2 separate regions of the Mus musculus genome follow, and region 2 is linked to region 1. A link is a loop called in an ENCODE intact Hi-C map of the cell type or tissue named here. Cell type or tissue: gastrocnemius. All regions are shown on one strand.

Region 1 (2,500 bases):
TACCTACCCTTTCTGTTCCCCTTCTTGGCAGAGAGCACTAGAGGCTGACGTTGGGGGTTGGGAGAGTAGGCCGACTATGGGCTTAGCTTTCTCCTCTGGCTGCTTGGAAAAAAGTCCTGTTTGGGGGACAACGTGTGGCCTGACTGCTCACCTCCGCAGAGAGTGGGGACAGCTCTGACGTACTGCAGATACTCAAGATCCACTGCAGCGACCCTCAGCTCATCGTCCAGTTGCGGTTCTGCGGGCGCGTGCTGTGCGGCCGCTTCCTCCAAGCCTACCGCGAGGGGGCGCTGCGCACCGCGCTGCAGAGGTGCATGGCCCCGGCGCTTGCCCAGGAAGCGCTGCGGTTGCAGCTGGAGTTGCGTGCAGGTGCGGAGCAGCTGGACAGTTGGCTGACTGATGAAGAGCGCTGTTTGAATTACATCTTAGCCCAGAAGGTGCTGCCGTCCGTAGTTAGGATGGGATGGGCGGGGATTCGCGGCCCAAAGCCGCACTGACTGTGCACCCCTTCGTGCAGCCCGACCGGCTCAGGGACGAGGAACTCGCGGAGCTGGAGGATGAGCTCTGCAAACTGACGTGTGACTGCACTGGCCAGGGTGGAGCCATACAGGTAGCTTCTGCAGGTTCGAAGTTCCCGGTTTCCTCTCCGACCGAGGAGAAACCACTGCCGGCCGCCTGCCAGACTTTTCTGTTCCACGGGCAGCTCGTAGGTGAGGTTCATCAGCAGAAGCGGGGGGTCACCAGCAGGTCGATCTGAGCAGGGCTGGGCCCAGGTATCCGAAGGCAGGTGCGGAAGGGTGCGGGCTCCAGGGAACCGGTGCTCACTCACCTCTTGCTCACTTCTTCTGCAGTGAACCGGCCACTGACTCTTCAAGACCAGCAGACGTTTGCGCGCTCGGTGGGTCTCAAGTGGCGCAGGGTGGGGCGCTCGCTGCAGCGTAACTGTCGGGCACTGAGAGATCCTGCCCTCGACTCGCTGGCCTACGAGTATGAGCGTGATGGGCTATACGAGCAGGCCTTCCAGCTGCTGCGCCGTTTCATGCAAGCCGAGGGCCGCCGTGCCACACTGCAGCGCCTGGTGGAGGCGCTGGAGGAGAACGAACTCACTAGTCTAGCAGAGGATCTGTTGGGCCAGGCGGAGCCGGATGGCGGCCTGGCCTAAGTCTAGTACTGTGGGGAAGGGCGGCCAACCAGCAGTTCAGTGTTTGAAACCCACGGGTGGCTGTTGGGGTATTTTTTTACCGCTGATGTTGCTACTGCTGACCACTTTCCATCTACTGGACTTGGAGAGCATACGCACGCCCCACCTAGCTGAGCTGCTGGAGTGCAACTAACTGCCCCTCCCCCCGCCCCCCAGGAGCCAGGCAAGCAGCGCAGGGGTAAATCACTGATGATCATACAAAAAGAGGACTTGCTGCAAAGACCCTCTAAGTACCCGGACCTTCTGAAACCTAGCTCAAGGTGCTACAAAAACTGTCGGGAGCAGGATGCACGATTTTCCCCGCCCTTGGCATATACTCATCGTGGGACCGAAGCACCTTGTCTGCAGCGATAATAAAATGTAACTCTTTTACAGACTTGCGGAGATGCTGAGGTCTAGACCTGGTTGGGGTTAGTCACCTTCAGTGGAATAGTGAGCCAGGTAGAGTAGGGAGTGGAGAGACAGGCAGGGTTCGGGTAGGGCCTTGAGGAAGGTGAGAGGAAGGGGTTGCTACCTGTCCTGTTAGTGAAGGATAACCGGGGGTTTGGTGAACCATCATATACATTAGGTTTGGTTTTTGTTTTTGTGTGTGTGTGATCTAAGTATGTGCTTAAAACATCTACCGTGTACCTGAATTAGAAAATTAAAATTTCAGCCAGGTGGTGGTGCACGCCTTTAATCCTATTTAGCACTGGAGGCAGAGTCAGGTGGATCTCTGTTTGTTACAGGCCAGCCTGGTCTACAGAGTGTGCCTTTAATGCTATCTAGCATTGGAGGCAGAGTCAGGTGGATCTGTTTGTTACAGGCCAGCCTAGTCTACAGAGTGTGCTCCAAGACAGCCAAGCTCTCCTCCACCCCCACCCCCCACCCCTTTTCTGTTGAGATCTTCACCCTTGTTTCCACGGAGACTGACACCTATAAGATTCAGACTTTTTACATACCATGCGGTATTCAGGATGTTGAGGCAGGAGGATTGCTTCAATTTGGAAGTCAGCATGAGCTACATATTGAGACACCCCCACCCCCACACAAAAACAAAAGCAAACAGACAATCTGGGTTTCCCCACTTCCCCTGCCCCAGGATTTCCAACTTACATTGTTACTAAATTCAACCTTCAAAGTTTATTTGAGGTGGGGGGCTTGGCCAATGAACTTACTTCTGTATCACACATACTCAGAAACCCTAGTTTTCTGATTGATTTTTGTGGCAGTGCGGATATAACCAAGGCCCTGAGGAAAGGTCTACCACTGAGCTACATCCTGGCTCTTGCTTTTTTGTTTTTTTGAGGCAATCTCACT
Region 2 (2,500 bases), 89 kb after region 1:
GAGGGCCGAGCCGAGCCGCCCCGCCAGCATCTGCCTCTTTCTTGCTTTTCGAATCCGGACTAAGGAAGTGAGCCTGCGCCCCCGGCTCAGTTCCGGGAGCCGCAGCGTCCGCGGCGCCGTCCGGAACACGCCCGGGGCCGCGCGCAACAAGTGACTGGCGCGCGCCTGGGTCCCCGCGGCCTCCCCGCGCGCACCGGGGGTAGGGTGGGGGGGTCCCTCCCCGGCGACTTACGATCTCCGAGCGACCGTCGCGGCAGGCGTTCTGGAAGCGTGTCTGGCGCTCCTCGTGGGGCCGGTCCCTGAAGCCCGTGTACTTAATCTGCAAGGCAGAGAGACGGCCCCGAAATCAGGAGTCAAATCCGCGGCGGCACCCGCCGGCCCGCCCGCCCGCTCCCCGCGGCTCCGATAAGGGCAAGCAGAGCCTGTGGGCGGACTGCTTGCCGGGGCGAGATTCCCCCTCGGCCGGCGCGCCGTCCCGGGGGCTTCCCGGCAACCGAGCCGCTCAAACTTTTCTCCTCCCCGGGCCCACTCGGGGCGCGCCGAGGCCTCCGCGCCTCCCCAACCGCCTCACCTCGCACTCGCGGCTCAGCTTCCTGAAGAACTCCTCGTTCTCGAACTTGCTCCTCTGGTCCGGGACGACGCGCGGCATCTTCCCGCCCTCAGGCCGCGCCGGCCGGCCGCGCTCCCCAGGCTCGCGCGGGCACCCGCTGGCGGGCTCCGGTGCTGACCGCCTTGACCGCCCACCCGCGGCACCCGGACTCCCGCTTCTCTTTGTTTCAGGAGCCCGCCCGCGTGGCCTCCCGCTCCAGGGAGGCTGAGGTGCGGCCGTGTGCTTGGAGCCCAACCCACGCTACCGCCGCCCGCCTCAGCCGTTGCCGGCCGTCCTCCCTCCCGCCCGCCCGCGCAGACACAGCTTCCAGCCTCCCCCGGCTGCGGCCGCCACTTCCTCTCGCCGCCCTCCTCGCTCTCCCGCCCCGCGCCGGCCCCACCCCTCCTCCTCCTCCTTCTCCTCCTCGCGCGCCCGCCCGCCTCAAACTCTAGCAAACAAGACGCACCATTCACAACTCCACGACCCGCGCCGCGCATGCGCCACCCACCCGCTTGCGGGGCCGCTGGGTTGCAGTGAAACCCTGCTCCTTCCTCAGCACTTCCCCTTGCCTGTCCGCGGGCTTCTCTGCGAACAACCCGCCCAGAAGGGATCCGCCCCTCTCTTAGCAACTAGAAGCGGACCCGCAGACCTTTTTTTTTTTTTTTTTGGCCCTTTGTGAGCGATCTGGAACTTCTTGGCTCCCCAGCCAGCCACGCAGAGTCACCCCCAGAAGGGCCACTTGAATTCAAGGAAACCTAAATCTTAGAGGACTTTGCATACAGGGAGGGATGTGGACTGTGCACTGAAAGGTGGAAGTAAGCATCTAACCAAATCATGGTGTAAAAAGGTGGTGGCTATTGAAACGGGGTTGGCCTTAGGATTCCGTGTAGCTCTGCCTGCAGACAAGGTTTAGACAAGTACCAGACCAGTAAGTCTCAGATTAGTAATTTCTAAAATGCACACTCATAAGTTCATGGCGTTAGTAGGAGAGTGTTTATGTAGATCTAGCACATCATTTAAAGGAAAACTATCTTAATTATATGTAACCGGTTGCCAGTCCATATTTTTACCCAAATGTGCAATCAAACAAGAAAAAAAAAAAAAAATCCAAGATCTGCAAGTTCTAGAGAACTTACCAGAGCAGAAGAAAACCAGACTCGGGGTTTGCAGCAGAGCTTGAGCTAAAGCTGACCCTCAATAAACTCTGATCCTTAAAAATCGCAGTTTGTTAAAAGTTCAGTTCAAGGATGGCAGGTAAGTGCCAACTCTTGGCAGCAGCTGGCCAGATGCTAAGGATTGTGAAAAGATACTCATAAGTCACTGGAATCAGTTCTGAGGTCAGTTGTTAATGCCTGCTTGAATACAGATTTTGGCAGAATTTCACTGCTAGTCCAGCCCAATCTCATTTATTAGATAGGGACCTAAACGTGGGTAAGGAACTGTCCTAGTTTGCCATAGACAGCTCTCATTTTTAGCAATGACCTCCCCCCGCCCCCCAAGCCTTCTGAAGCTGCTCAGTCCCTAACAAACTAGGAGGGTTAATCATCTTAACTGAAGTCTGGAGAGTTGATTACCCAAAATTAAAGGTTTGTTGGTGGGAGTGGTGTGTGTGTGTGTGTGTGTGTGTGTGTGTGTGTGTGTGTGTTTTGAGTAAAACATACTGCCATGATAAAACACCATGTCCAAGGCACGTTATAAGAAGAGTTTGTGTGAGCTTACCACTCCAGAGGGTTAGAATCCCTGAACGGTGGAGCATGGTGACAGAGGCAGGAAACTGAGGGCTCACATCTTTAATCAGAAAGCAGAATAAGATTTAGGAATGCCAGTGGCTTTGAAACCTCAAAGATGGCCCTGGGGACACATTTCCTCCAGCAAGGCCACACCTCAACAGTGCCATCACAGGGGATTAAG

Evidence for each region. Peaks named below come from ENCODE experiments on the same cell type or tissue, not always from the same donor. Only the 100,000 strongest peaks of a DNase experiment are listed, where the experiment ranks them.
Region 2: it touches region 1 in a loop (2.1-fold over the local background); 2 of 42 quality-filtered maps call a loop at or near these places.

The regions. Positions count from the first base shown.
Region 1 is chr8:105,257,647-105,260,146 of GRCm38, reverse strand. It overlaps Tradd (TNFRSF1A-associated via death domain), which reads left to right. Exons shown (of 5, transcript NM_001033161.2): 3 at 160-437; 4 at 518-710; 5 at 852-1,572. The coding sequence ends at 1,162. Among named protein-coding and RNA genes, the nearest start is that of B3gnt9, 3.7 kb to the right of the region's middle. In gastrocnemius, a CTCF peak has its summit at 1,098; DNase peaks (open chromatin) are centred at 288, 616 and 999; H3K4me3 peaks cover 1,150 bases.
Region 2 is chr8:105,169,125-105,171,624 of GRCm38, reverse strand. It overlaps Cbfb (core binding factor beta), which reads right to left and starts at 951. Exons shown (of 6, transcript NM_001161458.1): 1 at 572-951; 2 at 233-319. The coding sequence starts at 649. In gastrocnemius, no CTCF peak of the experiment used is centred here; DNase peaks (open chromatin) are centred at 67, 316 and 1,060; H3K4me3 peaks cover 1,778 bases; H3K27ac peaks cover 1,927 bases.